Regions from separate parts of the Homo sapiens genome. Here region 1 is linked to region 2. The links are chromatin loops, found by intact Hi-C in ENCODE. Cell type or tissue: psoas muscle. All regions are shown on one strand. Each heading gives the region's core, and the rest is flanking DNA. Links, peaks and the distances in the headings are about the cores only.

Region 1 (8,721 bases), core at 1,276-6,275, 79 kb after region 2:
AAAATGTTATAAATCACAGTCACCGTAAGTCAGGTGTCTGTTAAATAATGGTGTCATTTAATATGATACAAGTAAGAAATAGAAACTCTGAAAATGAAATATACGTAATTGAGGACATAAACTTGAGGGAAAGGATGATGCTATTGCATTAAAAAATAACATGCTCCTTACAATTAAAATACTAGTAAGAAAATCACAAAATGCACACAATTAGATTAATTATGTTACATGGCCATCCAAGAGGTACAAAATTAAATAAGGGGAATGCCTTACTATAATTGATAAATGGTAGCTGAGTGTTTTACTTGGTTTATCAACAAATTATAATTTTATCTATTTAATAACTTGAATTCTATGATACTCAGGATGTATTCTCACATATCTGTGCTTGGTTCAAAAATGATCTAATTAAAAATGATTTTTTTTTTTTTGAGACACAGTCTTGCTCTGTTGCCCAGGCTGGAGTGCAATGGCACCATCTCAATTCACTGCAACCTCCGCCTCCTGACTTCAAGCCATTCTCCCTGCCTCAGCCTCCTGAGCAGCTGGGATTACAGGCTCAAAATGATATATATTTTTTATCACATTACCTACTTTCTTCCATTTATCTTTGTGTTTGTAAGAGGACTTAGAAACTAATAAAAATGCTAATTATATAAAATTGATCCCTGGTGAATCTCATAAGGGAACAAGTTAACCCATTATTATTTTTACTTTGAAGAATCATTTTTTGTTCTTTTCTTTTTGTGCATTATATATAGAAAAACAGTTTATATAATTTTGGTAGATAATTTAGAACATAAGCCATTGATATTTTTAGGTCTAAAATAGATGTTAAAATCACTACTTTATGTAACATATAAGTTATAGCCCCTAACTGGGTTGTTGACATCATATTATAATATGAAACTAATTTTTTATATTATTAATGTTTATCTTTCTTTAATGATTACTATTTCCATTTGGGAAAATTTAGAATGTGTTTTTTATAAGCACAAAACAACCAAACAAGTTGTTCTGTTTTATTCATCTATCTATTACTATATTCTGTTTCCATGTTCCACATTGTGGTCATTTATTAAATTTTAAAAAGAACTAACTGAACTTCCTGTGTGTGCCAGGCTGTCTGTTGCACAGCACTGAGTAACACAGGGGCTCTGCCCTGAAAGAGCACAGGTGTCACGGGGTGGAGGGCACATGGGCCAGGGTGCCAGGTGCTGTAGATGTCTGCTTCTCAGCAGCAGGGATCACCCTCCTGCACTGGACTTGGGTTTTCAGTAGGAAATTCTTGACCAGGTTGAAAGGGCACAGGGGAACCTAGAAAGGGACCATCACAAGGATGGAGGTGAGAAGGACACAAATCACTGTGTCATGCTGTGACCACAGGACAGGGCGTATGTTGGTCAGTGACATGTTTGGAAGTGGGACCACAATGATAGGTGGAGGTGCGATTGTAAAGACCTGTAGTGTCACACCACAGGATGGAATGTTTTGCATTAGCATTGATTAATCATCCAATCTTTTGGGGGCATTGGAGGAATGTGATCATATCCATGTTTCAGCAGTTTTGCCATGGGGAAGTTAGATTGCAGGACGTTAAGACCAGCCCCTGGGAGCTCAGTTAGAAAATGACTGTAATAAGCCATCAGAAGATGAACAGATATTAAAGGAAGGACTGTAGGAGTCAAGAAAGGGAGCCAGAGGCAATGGATATTTGGAGAATTGAATCATCGAGCTGCCAGATCTTATAGATCAGTTAGATGTGGGAGCAACTCTGAGATTCCTAAGTTAAACACTGGGGAGGAAGGTGGTGCCTTTAACAGAGATTTGCATCTGAGAGGAGAAAAAGGCCAGAGGAGGGAGGTTAATGGAGTGACTTGCAGAGTCGTTTGGGGAGGTTAACGGAGTGGCTTGCAGAGTCCAGTTTGGGGAGGTGAAGGTGTTATAATAGTAATGAAGGGTAAATAGAAGACACTATAGTTCTGGAAGTCAGAGGAGGGTGAGCTGCAGTTATAGATTGGGGCTCTTCCACCTGCATTCAGTGGTGCAGTAGTGATGCTGTGGCTGTGATGAGACCCCTGCTAAGGAAAAAGGACATAGTGAGGAGCTGTGAGGGCCCGGGCTGCATCCTGAGTTCATGGCCATTGCTCTTGTGCTCAGCCGGGGTTCTGAGCTATGTCCTGGGAAGAGTGTGGCTGTGGGGAGACAGCTTGACTTCCTCAGTGTCTCAGGGCAGTGGCTAATGGCAAAGAGATTGCAAACCATTGATGTAAGAGAAGGTCAAGGAGTTAAAAAATGAAGAAAAAGAAAGCAGAAGTAAAGTAAGAGGTATGGGAGGAAAGCCAGGAGTCAGCACTGATCTGTAAGTTTGGAAGGAAAGACAGTGAAGAGAAAGCCTGGGTCCATCTCTCCATGAGCTGTCAATGAGGGCATGGGCAGCCTTCCAAAAGGTTCTCAGCAGGGCTTTGAGGGTAGCAGCTCTTCTATGAATGGAGTGGCAGGAAGATGAATAAGAGGAAGTGAGTGCCTGTTACTCCTCTAAGAAGAGGACAGGGGAGTGAAGGAGAGAGGAGAGGGGGTATCGGGTGCCTTTATATAGAAAGAAAGAAACATAAGCCTGTTTTTAAACTGTAAGGATCTGAAAATGGACACCAACATGGATGGACAAGGAATAAATAATTGCTGGAACTCTGTTGTTTAAGGCTGGAAACGACGATGTCTACAATGTGGGGTTAGAGGGGGATCCCTTCCTAGAAGATGTGAAGACAGTAGGCATGCAGCTTTGGGATGGCAGGAGTGTGAATTTGAGGAGATTGGCTCTTGCTGTCCTCTGTTTTCTTAGTGGAGAGAGATAGGACCACACATAGAAAGTGATGGAGGGATAGTGGAGCTGGGAGCTTCAGGAGTTCAATCACGGGATACAACAACTGCTCTGAGATACACAAATTGTTGCTGATTCATCCTAAGTAAAAGAGGAAGTCTTCCATCTCTAGCAACCCTGGCCTAGGGGAAGGCAGGTTGAGGCAGAAAGGAAACTGAGTCAAATAAGTGCAAGTCTGTACCCCTGGCTCAGGTCCATAAACCCAGCAGCCAGCCCTATAACGCTCTCTCCCCGGTCCCGGTGGAAACCAGAGGAGGATCCTCTGGAAAAGCCGAGCTGCAGAGAGGAAAGGTCCCCAGGTCCCTCCTGCTCTGTGCAATGTAGGCTTGGTTCTGCCTCAGCAGTCAAATATGTGCAGACAGGGGCCCCCAGTGATGAGAGGCACAAGCTGGTGCTGAGCTCTGGTGCTGACATGCACCCTGCTTTGCTGGCAGCCCTCAGGTGCTTTTTTCCATTCGGTCCACCCATCCAGGGGAATCACCTGCTTCCTGCTGTTGCCCTATCTCCAGCTCAAGCCTCTGCAACCCAGTCTCACCAGGGCGGATAATCTTACTAAAACTCCAGTGTGGTCAAATCCCACTCCCTGCTTGGAACCCTTCTGTAGCTCCTCATACCCCTGATCAATTCTAAACTTCTTGCTGAAGCTCATGAATCTGCAGGTGCTTTGGCTTCCCCTTCTCTCTCTGCTCTCAACTCTACGCTTTCCCTCCCTCTGCACATGCTGCACTCTACTTTGAAGTCTTTGCATGGGACATTGTGCTTCTTGTAGTATTTTCCCTGTTATTCAAAACTGAGCTGGGTACTTCTTACATGTGCTCAAATTTCACCATCCTTAACCCATCCTAGTGAGCAAGGTCTGGATCCTGTTTCCAAGGGCTCCTCCAGGCCTGGCAGATGGTGGGGGCTCAAGGCTAGTGGGAGTGAACTCTTTAATTAGTGTTAGTGGTTACGGAGGCAGAGACTCTCAGCTCCATTTTAATGCCACAGTAAGGACTTGGTAATGCTGTTGTAGGTTTCCAGCAAAGTGTGAATTGCCTGGAGACCTACCAAGGTGTCAAGTAACAGAATTCAACAAGGTGTTAAGAACAAGAAAAAGAAACAGACTTCATTTTGATTAGTTGAACTTGTAGGTTTGACTAAACTTTAGACAGTGGAAAGGGTGTTGTAACTGTTGGCTCCATCCTTCCAAACCAAGCTTCTCTGAGAGAACACCGGACCAGCTGCCATGTTGTGGATGTGCCAGTGGCTGCACCCAAGGCTTGGCCACACCCTGTCTGGGGAATTGTCCAGCTTTTCCTCATCTCTGCTGTCACTTTGCTTTTACCATTTCTTGCTCAAATTTTCCATGTCTCAAAGATAAAACAAAACTCAGGCAAACCCATATTTAATATCCTGGTGACTATCTTTAGTGCAGTCTAGTCTATAAGCCATGTTTAGGTGCCTGCACATGTATGTTAGCCCTAATCACCCCCGTGCCTCACCTCCATGTTCTGCATCTGACTTCACTCCTGAATATGCTCTAAATAAAAGGAGTTAAATTGGCTTCGTGGGAACTTGTGCCCTTGTTCCTTGTGTGCCAGGAAACGCCTGTATCTCTGTGTCAGGAATTTCGAGCTTCATTGCATCATCAAGCTCTTTTGTTTGGAAGACTCTAGTCTGCTACCATGAACTCTTAAGATAGGATAAATTAATTAGCTTTGGAAATTAATGCTATAAGCATAAAACGGGATATTATTGCAGAAGAATAGCAGACCTTAATATCAGAAATTTTGTTTTGTTCCCAGAAAATGAATCTAAATCTATTTGCAAAGGAGGATAGTTATTTTTGCACAAAATGACCTAAAATGAGTGTATTTATGAATTGCTTTTAATCTTGAGGAGACTAAGTTATTTCATCTGTTGGTAATAAAAGTTGCTTCTTAAATAGTGTTTTATTTCCAATGCAGTTGGTCTCATTACAAGTAAACCTGGAACAATCATACTGTACCTTTTTTTCCCTCTGGAACGTTATGCGAGTATGCTAAATCTGAACATTTTGACATCCTTATCTAAAAATAGTCTGTGAAATACTTTTCATTTCTTAAATTTAGAAATAGATTTGGAGGCACTTTCAATGAATTATTTAGCCAGTCAGTGGAAAGTTTTCATTTTAGAAAAAGGAGTAATCACGTAGAAGATGACTGAATTTATAAAAATAATTTTCTTTCACGCCTACCAATACATGTGTGTTCTTTCTCTGCAAAGTAACCCATTGTAAGTGCAGTTCTCCTAGGCAAGCACTGAAGGGTGGTTGTTGCTGCTGCATAGTCCAAGATTAAAGTGTGAATGGCCTGTTTAAAATGTAAGAACCAAAGATTGGAACTATCAGGGGTTGTCTAAGACTTATGATTTTTCATTAAATATTTGATTTTGAAGGCAAACAACACACCATGCAAAAGGGCATGCTGAATAATAGTTCTGATAAATCCACTCTAATTTATAGGGGAGAAACTCTTAGCAAGATAAAAAATCAAAAGGAAATTTCCTATACACTTTATAAAATGTTTATAAAAGCAACAACATTTTAATAAAAATCGCTAACTCCAAATTCTTAGGAATGTAACATTGGAGGAATTATCATTAAGACGAAGACTAAAGAGGGTGTGTGCTCTTAATTCTGTTGGGTAACACTGTACTTAACCAAGCTGGTTGAACAAGGAGAAAAATGAAAGTATACAGAAAGGATAAGAAAAAATGATCACTAATTGTGGCTATTACACATTGACCTTGATATATAATAGCTGAATGAATTCGGCCATGTTATTTAACCTCTCTAAGCTTTAATATTTAATTTTTCAATTGAGAATATTAATACCATATACTTCACAATTTTGTTGTTAAAATAAATTGGATAATGCATATAAGATTATTATTTTACAATAGTTGACAGAGAGTATGCCCTCTGTAAATTTTAGTCATTTTTAGTATTAGCTCCTGATAAACGAGAGACTCAATTGAAAACCACTAGCATTAATGGAGGGATTAATTACGTTAGGAGTGAAGCTTAACTACTTTCCAATATATAAGGAACAAAAAGTTAGCAAATATAATGGGGCAATAACTTTATTTACATGAATAATATATCTAGGAATATTTTATATGAATATATCAGCAATAATATATCTAGGAATAAACATAAGCAATGGTCAGAATTTCCTTGGCATTAATCGTTTTAGGTCAGTTTTCTCAGGTACTTAATTGACCCTTAAATATATAGACTCAGGTCCTTATTAATTTCCCAACTACACTTGAATTGTTCAGAATTTCTTGAAGAAAACTATCAAACTTTAAGGAATGCCATAAGAGAAGCTATCAATGCATCCAAAGATAAAGCACATTCCCACTTATGAAGATGCAATGTTCTTTAAAAAGTATCAAATTTCCCATCTTTAATCTCTCAAATGAAGGCAGTCTCAACCAAAATACACATGCAAGTATGGGAAGATTAATCACATGTCACTAACAGTATGGAAGATACACAAACAAGAATAACCAGGGCAGTTATATAAAGCAGATCTGTAGAGAATTACTTGAATTTTTGTGATATTAAAATGTATATGGTTTATAATTAAAAGAATAAAAATGGATAGCTGGAACAGAAATAGTTTCAAGTATAAATGTGTCATTTCGAATCAGTGGGAAATTAATTTGAGCCTTCAAAAAAAGTGTTAGCTAACCATTTGGGAATAAAAACAGGAAATTACAGTTTCCAGTTTCAGTATTCTAGTGTCAGTAATATCTAGTTGAGGCGGCCTCATAATCTAAATTTTTTCACACATCCCTCCAAAAAAATTGCATCAATAAGGAGAGCAAATGAAAGCATCCAAAAGTCATTCATAATTCATCCATAATGAGGAGAGAGAAATTAGCAAGCACCTATGTAATTTTTATGTTGAGAAATAAACTTTCACGTACAAGCTACCAGCAGAGCCGGATATGGAAACCATGCCCAGGTGGAATTAGGAAGAAATTGCACCGAAAAAAAAAAGTTGCCTGAACTAAACAATGTTCTTAGTGAAATAATGTATTTAATTTGGCACAAGTTTCTTATATTTATTTAACCAGTTACCAGTCGGTAGACAACACTTTCAGTAGCACCAGACTGAAGGACCAGAATTATCTAAGAAGAAATGACTGAAAAACATAGACAAAAGGACTTAGGGTGTCCATTGAATAAGTGAATATACTGAGTTCTGCAGTGTATTCATTGAAACTGGAAGCATGGGTGAACATTTACAGTGTTTTCTAGGACACCTTCATTTTGTAAAACAAAAACAACAATAATAGTAAAAACAATATTATCTCTTTTCAAACTTTATGGATACTCTGTAGATCCGAGAGTAAAATGAAAGTAGAGACAAGTGTGGGAGAACAGTATATGTAAATGTTATAATTTCTGAAAATATAGAGATAATCAAACTTATAAATGGGAGTAGTATTGACAAGGATATAGAGTAAGTAAAACTCTTTTTCTTTTTTCGTTTTTTTTTTTTTTTTTTTTTTTTTTTAAGACAGAGTCTCGCTCTATCGCCCAGGCTGGGGTGCAGTGGCACAATCTTGGCTCACTGCAAACTCCACCTCCCAGGTTCACGCCATTCTCCTGCCTCAGCCTCCCAAGTAGCTGGGACTACAGGCGCCCCCCACCGCACCTGGCTAATTTTTTGTATTTTTAGTAGAGACGGGGTTTCACCGTGTTAACCAGGATGGTCTCGATCTCCTGACCTCGTGATCCGCCTGCTTCAGCCTCCCAAAGTGCTGGGATTACAGGCGTGAGCCACCGTGCCCGGCCAAGTAAAACTCTTATACAATGCTTTTGATAATGTAAATTGGTTCAACTACTTGAAAAACTGTAAATTAGTATCTACTATAGTTCAACATGTGCACAGCCTACTGCACAGCAATTTCATTCCTCAGTTTATATTCAACATAAATGTTAAAATATATTCATCAAAGATATGTACAAGAATGTTCACAGCAGCACTGTGGTAGTAGTTTAAATTAGAAAACTACCTACATGTCCACTAGCAGAAGAACAATGAAATAAAGTGTGCTATATTTACACAATGGGATGCTAGACAGTGATGACAATGAAGCAACCATAATGATTACATTCAGAGACATGGCCAAATGTCACAAGTATAATGTTGGCCAGAAAAAGCCAAGCATAAAAGGATATATGTTGTATGAGTCCATTCATATAAATCTTAAAAATAGCCAAAATTATCCATGGGGTTTGAAATCAGAGAGTGTTTTGTTGTTGTTGTTGTTGAGATGGAGTCCCGCTTTGTCTCCAGGCTGGAGTGCAGTGGTGCCATCTCAGCTCACTGTAACCTCTGCCTCCCGGGTTCAAGCAATTCTCCTGCCTGAGCTTCCCCAGTAGATGGGACTACAGGCATGCGCCACCACAGCCAGCTAATTTTTGCATTTTCAGTAGAGATGGGGTTTCACCATGTTCGCCAGGATGGTCTCGATCTCTTGACCTCATGATCCACCCATCTCGGCCTCCCAAAGTGCTGGGATTACAGGCATGAGCCACTGTGCCTGGCCGAGTGGTTTTTTTGTAGGGTAGTTGCTGGAGGGAGAGGGGCACAAAGACAGGTTTCTGGAATGCTTGAGATATTTTGTTTCTAGGTCTTGACTATACAACTGTGTTCACTTTGTAAAATCCATCATCCTGTGCAGTTAGAAATTTTGTACTTTTGTATTTTGATGCCACACTTTAATAAAAGGTTCACAATTGAGAGGAAAAGAGAGAAGAAAAATAAAGTGAGTTCTTTCATCATTGCTTAAGTAATAAATGA
Region 2 (8,721 bases), core at 1,855-6,854:
TGTCATCCTAGGTCTGAGAGTGTCTCTTTATTCCATTGACTTAGCCTTAAGAAAAATGCATGATGCAGGCAGCGAGGCCAGGGAAGACTGTGGCCTGTAAGCTCGTACATCCTCTAGTGAATACTCTTCTGTTCTTCCCATGACACCCTCATGCAAGGTTCTCAAAACTCCTTCAGAGTTAGCATTCAAAGGCAGATACAGAACAAATTGGTGGCTGTTCTCTTCCTTGAAGAGTCTCTGTTTTTCAGTGGGCCCAGCTTTTGCAAAGGTTAGGGTCACAGGCCTCACAAGCAGCAGCTGACTGTCTCAAGCCGTTGGCCGTCAGAGCCTCTGGCTCACCCTCTGAGGTGGGGGTGTGTGGTCTGAGGATGACTCTCCTCCTCTGCTATGCAGAACCCACCTGCTAACGTCACCCATCTGGGGAGGGCAGGCACACCACCAGCCACTGAGGATCATGACCTAGATTAGGACTTCAGAGGTCAAAGTCCTCTTTATAGTTTGCAACTGCATTGTCATAAAGATGTATGTAATCTTTGACCCTAAGAGTTTGTGCTTTTTTGGCTGTTCTCATTTTGAAAGAAATTTAAACATTTTTGCAGGACTCTAAGAGGGCTGTAGGACCCAGACACTGTGCTCACTGTGATTAATGATGGAGAAGTCACCTGCAGCCCTGACAAATCACATCTCGGGGATCTGATTTTTAAAAAAGAGAGAGAAAAAATAGAGAGTTTACAATTTAGAACCAAAATCAAAATCAAGTCTTACATACTTTACCCAGAAAAATAAGACACTGGGTCTCTGTCTTGTTGACAGAGAGATCCTTTAAAAGAGAAGCACGGCCGGGCGCGGTGGCTCACGCCTGTAATCCCAGCACTTTGGGAGGCCGAGGCGGGCGGATCACGAGGTCAGGAGATCGAGACCATCCCGGCTAAAACGGTGAAACCCCGTCTCTACTAAAAATACAAAAAATTGGCCGGGCGTAGTGGCGGGCGCCTGTAGTCCCAGCTACTTGGGAGGCTGAGGCAGGAGAATGGCGTGAACCCAGGAGGCGGAGCTTGCAGTGAGCCGAGATCCCGCCACAGCACTCCAGCCTGGGCGACAGAGCGAGACTCCGTCTCAAAAAAAAAAAAGAGAAGCACGGGAAAGCTCTTACAGGTCATTCCGTTTCTTCTCTGCTTCCTGGAAGGACTATATCAGCATCTTCTTGTTCCCTGGTTCCCTGCTCTACTAATTGTCACTTTACAGTCATGCATATTTTTGCATGGTTTTTCAGTCTTTCTGGAGATCTAAGAGCCAGTAAAGTCAATGATTGTTTCACCCCTGCTGGGATAATGAAATGACTGGAAAAAAAAGTCATACTAGGAAATAGGTTTCCTGATTATTTACTGGTTAGTTTTCTGTCCACAGCTCAGTGAGGCTCATTTGGGGAGGTTTAAGTTAAATCAGTTTTCATGGCACCATGTGTGCAGTGGTCATAATCTCAGATTTGATGTCCTCAGATAACACGCTGTCATGTCCCACGTGTCCGTTTGTTCGTGGTGTCTGAGTGCCGGGGAGTGCTCGCAGCCTGGCAGACACCTAATACCCTTTTGCAGCAATTGTAAACTGTGTCTGAGGGTAAGAGTAATAACTTAGGCACTTAATCGTGGCTAAAAATAGCAGTGGAGGGAGAGAAAAAGAACATCTCATTTGATCTACTTGTTTTCTGCCAGTTCTGGAAACACACATTCTTTCGGCCACGGCAACAACTAGCCCCATTCGGTTGAGTTCACTGTCTGCTGCAGGACCACAGACCCACAGGCTATGCCTGGCTGGAGGCCTGTCTCACCCACCAGCTGGACAATCCATGGCAGCCCTTCTCTGTGCCTCAGTTTCGTCAGCTGTAGAATGGAACTAACACTAGTGCCCCCCATCCTGCCTGCCCCTACCAGGATGGTGGTTGTAAAGATTAAAGAGGTTAATATATGTAAGCCTGCTTAGCACAAGTAGCACTTACTAGCATTTACCATTCTTGTTGTTCCTCTTGCCTCTTTCCCAGGCATCATTTAACACACATAATTGTGGGAGAGAAAGGGAAACGATGTCAGTTAAGAGGGCTTGGATTCTGGCTTTTTCCCTCCTTGGGAACCAAGACTCCGTGTGGATTTTTGGCTGGTCTGCTCTGTTTCCCCATCTCCCTGTGCTTCGTTGCTTGGTATTTGCATGGAGCCATTTCCAGTGTGAAGTTAGAGCTGCCAGTGGGTGGAATGAACCTTGTGCCCACCTGTAAAGAATAGAGATCACCAGACAGACAGTCCCTTTGTAAGTCCCATATATGGTCCCAGCCTTGGGGTTTTTTTTTTCTTTTTTCTTTTTTGAGACGGAGTCTCGCTCTGGCGCCCAGGCTGGAGTGCAGTGGCGCGCTCACGGCTCACTGCAAGCTCCGCCTCCCAGGTTCACGCCATTCTCTGTCTCAGCCTCCGGAGTAGCTGGGACCACAGGCGCCTGCCACCACGCGCGGCTAATTTTTTTTTTTGTATTTTTAGTAGAGACTGGGTTTCACCGTGTTAGCCAGGATGGTCTCGATCTCCTGACCTTGTGATCTGCCCGCCTCGGCCTCCCAAAGTACTGGGATTACAGGCGTGAGCCACCGCACCCGGCCGGTTTTTTTTTTTAATAGAAGTGTCTGTGGATATTTCTGTTAACTACACATGTTTGGGTGAGGATTAAAGACCTTACACTGTATTCTGTTCCATAGTAAACGCTGTCCATAGCAAGCTTCCAGCATAATGTTTTGCAGAAGCTAAAGCCTAAGCCCAGGCTTGTGTAATCAAATGAAACATAATGTCTGTATGTGGAGTTGAACTTGTGTAGAATGGAAATAGTGGGTCTTTGTCATGTGGTAAGGAAGAGATAAATAAAAAAAAATTGTGTGTCAAAATAAATGTAAAGAAATACATTAGTAAGAAGTGAATAATAAATGCCCATTTTCTTTTTGCTTGTTTCTTTTTGCCATGTTTGTTATTTTATTTTCTCCATCTCTCTTGAGAGAGAAATAACAAACATGGCGCCCTCCTGTATGCATTTCCCGCTCCCTCACGTTCCATATTCAGCACTTTCTGACCCTTTTCTATTAACCTATGATCCCATCAAAACATTAATTGCCATGCATTAAAATAAAAGCTCATCACCATAAAAACAGATAATTTTGAAAGAAGTTTTTTAAATAAAACATTTAAAATCCATTTGCAAGATAGTTTTCTAAGGCCGGGGTTTTTCTGCTCCTCTGATTTAGGGAGAGAAGTTGGTTGTCTTATTTTCTCCTGGCATTAATGTGTTCTTACATTCACTTCTGAATAAAATCCATTTCTGCATTTATCAGGGAAGATGTAACTTTGATGAGATATTGTTTGTCCTATTTTAAATATCCAACATTGGATTATCTATTTAGAAAAACATGCTTATTTATTATGAAACTTGAATTTTAAATGTTCAAACTGTTCTACTTTCAAAACAATTTCTTAAACCCAATATATTCTGACATTGACAAGCGTTGATGACATTTTAACAACATAAATCATTGGTATCACAGTGTCTCTAAATGGTAACTTTTCCATGTATTTTTTTATCTCCTCAGGAAGTTGAAGACCATGTGGCGTTTCTAATAACAGTTCCAACTGCCCTGGCGATTTTCTTTGCGATATTTATCCTGGTCTGCATCGAGTCTGTGTTTAAGAAGCTGCTGCGCCTCTTCTCGTTGGTGATATGGATATGCCTTGTTGCCATGGGATACCTGTTCATGTGTTTTGGAGGCACCGTCTCTCCCTGGGACCAGGTAAGGTGTGAAAATATTTTTTGTACTTCTTTTATGTCTTGATTTGTGACATACTTAGTTCTGTAAACAACTTGGCCTTAAACTTTGAAGAGGAGTCCTATAACTGAGAGCAGAGTCTATTTTTTTCGATTTATATTGCTAAAATTTATTTTTAATCAACAAATTATAATTGTATGTATTATGGGGTACAAGGTATATGTATTTATATCTGTATGTATGTGTATTTATATCTGTATGTATGTGTATTTGTATAGATGTGTATGTGTATGTATATGTGTGTGTGTATAATTGGATACATATGTGTTTAATATAAAATTAAATCTAATTATATGCAACATGTCACTTCCATAGTTTTTTGGTGAGAAGCTTTAAAATCTACTCTTTAAGCAATTTTGAAATATACAATACATTATTATTAACTATGGTCAGCATGTTATGCAATAGATCACTGAATCTTATTCCTCCTGTCTAACTGGAAGTGAAATAAGCCAGGCACAGAGAACAAAGGCTTTTGAAATAGCTGTCTTTGACTCATGGTCAAAGTCACTCTGTCCTCATTTTAGCAAACCCATCGTACCACAGCCAAGGAGCTGGCCGGGGCCTCATACTGTCACTTGTTTCGGATAGCTGAGCTTCAATTCTGTCCGTAGCCTTGTTTTACATCTCGAACCACAGTTTCGACAACTCAGTCCTTCTGTTTCCGGAGTGCCTTGTCTAGGCTTCCTATTTCTCCAGGTGCTTGCAACCCTCCAGGACTGGTTGTTGTCCTTAAATTCCTTCTCAATTACTAGAATTTTCCTACTTAAAGACCCTTCCTACTTCTGTGACACTGATTTTCCCTCCACATGGTCACAAGCTATTGAAGGGGTGGCTTCGGATACCTGCTGAAAAACCCACATTCATTCATTTTGCACCTTTTGAGGCTCTGGGCCTCAGGTCATATCCTGAGGAGAGTGTTGTCTAACTATTGGCTTTTTTCTGTAGTGCTGCTGCTATGTGGGTGGCTGCTCCCAGCATATTCATCTGACAGCGTGATAAATGGTGTGTTGTCTAGGGGACAGGCCTAGGCTGAGATGTGAGCTACTAGTTTAGAGCTTGTCAACCGAGACATGGAGTTTTGAAGCCATCCAGGGAGAGGGTGACTGAGTAGCTGAGAGGGCTGTCGCAGGGTTGATGGGGACATTGAGAGCCAGGGGTGTGCCAGGAACAGGATCTGGAAAGGAATAGAGGAGCCATGATGGGGAGAAGAGAGCCAGTGAGGGTACACTGCTGTAGGGAGGGTTTCCAGGGTTTCCAGAGGGTGTGGACAGAATGGCTCAAAAGCCATGTCAAGGGACAGAATACTGTTGGTGTGCCTCAGTTGGAAAGAGCCCAGAGATGAGCTGGCCAGTGGGTTCTGTTGGTAAGTAGTCATGTGACCTCTGCCAAGCCATTATTCTCTTTGTGCCTCCATTTCTTGGGCAAAGGGAGGAGGCTGGACTAAGTGAACTCAAGTTAGTCTTTATGGCTCTAAGAGGACACTGTCATAGTGGACACAAGACCCGGCGGGCGCCATCACCTCTCCTTTATCACTCTCCCACTAGAGCCCCTTGGAGGGCTGGGCGCGGCCCCCATGCTCTGTCTGGCTTCTTCCTCTCCCTCACACTCCCCGCTCTCTCCTTCACTCTCTGTGCTCCTGATGCCACTTACACTCTGTCCTTCCCCACTCAATTAGAAATCCTGGCTAATACAATTAGACAAAATACTACATAACAATAAGGTAAACATGAGAGGGAGAAAGAAAATTCTAATTATCTGCAGATGACCATACTATCTATACAAATAAACTGGGAGTCTCAGATCAACTAACAGAACTCATAAGAGAGCCCACCACGACTGCAGGATCAATATAAAAACAATAGTATTCTTATGCATCAACATTGACCAATTAGAAAAGGTAATTTTAAAAATTACTGTTTAAAAATTTTCTCCCCCAGCAGCCTAGACATCCTGTTGCGTGCATACTGGTGCCCAGGTAATGTAAACAGGAGAACAGTTAAGATCCTGCTGGTCGGTTGCCTGGATCTGGTGGTCTCTTCTTGCACCAAAGCCATCTTGTTTTAAAGTTACAGGTTTCTAGGAAGACTTAGTGTCTGGGAGGCCAAGTACCTCTTCTTGTTCAGAATGTTTTTAGCTCACTTTTTATTACGGATCAGTTTGTCATGTTCAATGAAAAGTCCATTTGGGTTCTGGATTTAAATTATATTGAATTTCTAAATTTTTGTTATGAAAGATATTTAAAGCCTAAGAATTAATGAAAGGGTCGTGTATAAAACATCCAGAAATATGCTCTTTTTGTGTTTCGTCTTTTCATCAAATGGCATGGCATGTCTATCAAAGAATTCTGATTACTTTTTGTTCCTTCGGAGACTCTTTTTTTTCTTCATAAAATCAATAATAATTTTCGTTAGACTCAATCTTAGGTACCTAAAGTCTTTTTGTTGTTTTATAAACAGAATTTTAAAAATTACCTTTGCTAATTGGTCGGTGTTTATATATAAGAATACTATTGTTTTTATGTTGACCTTACAGTGTCCGTGGGCTCTTCTGGGTTCTGTTAGTTGATCTGAGACTCTCAATTTATTTGTATAGAATTTTCTTTCTCCCTTTCATATCCTTAATTTACCTTATTCTGATGTAGTATTTTGTCTAATTATTTTAGCCAGGATTTCTAATTGAGTGGGGCAGGACAGAGTGTAAGTGGCATCAGATGTTTAACTTGATGGGAACATGGAAGATTCCAGTAATACAATGTTTGCTTTATCATTGTTACTATTTATAATAGAACCAATTAATCAGGATAAGGTCCTTTTGTCTGTCTGGAATGTTCTTGTCCCCAGGTTGCATGTCCTTAGAACGATCTTTCCTGACCCCTATCTGTCACTTCATAAGGCAACATCACTCACCTTGCTTGAGTGTTTCCATGGCACTTAGGGCAACTTATAGAACCTTAAATTACAGGACACACCCCTCTCTTTGTTTATTGATTGTCTGCTGCTGGAACATAAACTTCTGGGCAGGGACATGACTGTCTCTCCAGTATCCTATCCTTACCCTTAGCAGAATGCTGTCCAGCCATTGGCAGCCAGTAGCTTCTCATTTCATATGTTCATTGACAGATGACTGTATTTTCATCTTCAGGTTTGTTGTTGTTATTGTTTGTATTTTAACCTTTTTTGCTGTTGTTGTTTTATAACATGTATTTTGTTTTTTTGACACCATCTGCCTGCTTTTAAAAATCTCCCTAAGGATCATAAACATGCTTGTATCATAGTCATTTTCTCAAGACTGACTACCCTCAGGTGTTGAATTTGTTGGCCAAATTTCTTGGTTTTAGCTCTCCCTGTGTACCTTGACATTTTTGCTTTTACGTACATCTTGAATTCGAATATATTCACCTCTGCCCCTAATATAACCCCAACCATTCTGTGGTTGTCTTTCCCACGCCACTGGGGCCCTGGATCGTGAGTGTATATGAGGCTCAGCCCAGGTATTCCATGTTAATTTTGCAGGTTGGGAGGCCAGCTCAACCTGCCGCCTGGGGATGTTTCTGGGAGGAGCACAGCTATGTCTGCTAGGCCCTCTCACCCAAGGCATGATGCTTAGAAAAGGCCATAGCCAGGCTCAGTGGCTGTAGCTATTTTTGCCCACTATTCCTAAGCCAGGAGCATTGGCAGGGTGTGTGCCTCATGCAGTGGACCGGCTCATACCCCTTGGAGAGACATCGAGTCCTGCCCCTCCTAGAGTCTGAAGTCCTGCCCAACACTTCTAGCTGCCCCTGTCCATTCTATGGGAATGGGGGTTTAAAATGAAATTAAAAACAAAAGTCTACCTTCTGTTTTTTTTTTTTTTTTTTTTTTTTTTGAGACTGAATCTCACTCTGTCACCCAGGCTGGAGTGCAGTCGTGCGATCTCGGCTCACTACAACCTCCGCCTCCTGGGTTCAAGCAGTTCTCCTGCCTCAGCCTCCTGAGTAGCTGGGATTATAGGCACGTGCCACCACACCTGGCTAATTTTTGTATTTTTAATAGAGACGGGTTTCACCATATTGGTCAGGCTGGCCTTGAACTTCTGACCTCATGATCTGCCTGCCTTGGCCTCCCAAACTGCTGGGATTACAGGCGTGAGCCACTGCACCCAGCCCTGGTGTCTTTTACTACAGACTTCATATATGTATACCCCTTAATTAGCCATTAGGAAGTGTTGCGGCACGTTCACTTTGCTCAAGAAAGCACTGTGCTTAGGAAAGCAGGCTGCTTTCAGTATCCTTTAGAATAGAATGGTTCCCACTGGAAGATGGTTAAATTAACAACATAGTTGTAAAGTGATGCAGGAATGAGCCTGCTATGCAGTCAGAGGGAACAGTCTATGCAGGACCACTCTCATTGCTGATACTAATTGCAAGCTGGGGGGTTTCCAGGACTACCCAGAGATTGGACAATTTTCTAGAAGAACCCACGGAACTTGTGACAGCCGTTATCGCTGTGATTAGGGATTGCTACATGGGGAGAATACAGATGCACTTTGGCAAAGAGAAGAGCCCAGGAAAACCGCCAGACATGGAGCCCCTGTTGTCCTCTCTCTGTGGAGTCATGGCTGGTGCTGCTCTCCTACAACCACATGTCACAATGGCCAAAGAGAATTATCTATTGCCGAAGCTCAACTGAGCCTTTGATGTTCAGAGTTCTCCACTGGGGCTCAATCACGTCCTGCCTGCACAGCTGACCTTTAGTCTCCAGCCTTCCGAAGGTGAGGCTGACACTTTTATTCTCCAGTCCCTCTGGAGGTAGCACTGACATCACAGGGCTCTAAGTTCCCATCATAAACCACATTCAGACTGTCCTGGGGTCTAAGCCCCCAGATAAATA

What was found. Hi-C counts contacts between places; a loop is a spot of excess contacts. Peaks named below come from ENCODE experiments on the same cell type or tissue, not always from the same donor. Only the 100,000 strongest peaks of a DNase experiment are listed, where the experiment ranks them.
Region 1: it touches region 2 in a loop (1.9-fold over the local background); 1 of 110 quality-filtered maps calls a loop at or near these places.

Annotation. Positions count from the first base shown.
Region 1 is chr5:7,490,839-7,499,559 of GRCh38, forward strand. The region is part of intron 2 of ADCY2 (adenylate cyclase 2); the gene reads left to right. Among named protein-coding and RNA genes, the nearest start is that of ADCY2, 99 kb to the left of the region's middle. In psoas muscle, for the core only: no CTCF peak of the experiment used is centred there; a DNase peak (open chromatin) is centred at 4,123; H3K27ac peaks cover 2,382 bases.
Region 2 is chr5:7,410,957-7,419,677 of GRCh38, forward strand. It overlaps ADCY2 (adenylate cyclase 2), which reads left to right. Exons shown (of 25, transcript NM_020546.3): 2 at 3,617-3,814. It overlaps LOC105374646 (a long non-coding RNA gene), which reads left to right and starts at 4,082. Exons shown (of 2, transcript XR_925763.3): 1 at 4,082-6,994; 2 at 8,274-8,721. In psoas muscle, for the core only: no CTCF peak of the experiment used is centred there; a DNase peak (open chromatin) is centred at 4,405; H3K4me3 peaks cover 1,842 bases; H3K27ac peaks cover 5,000 bases.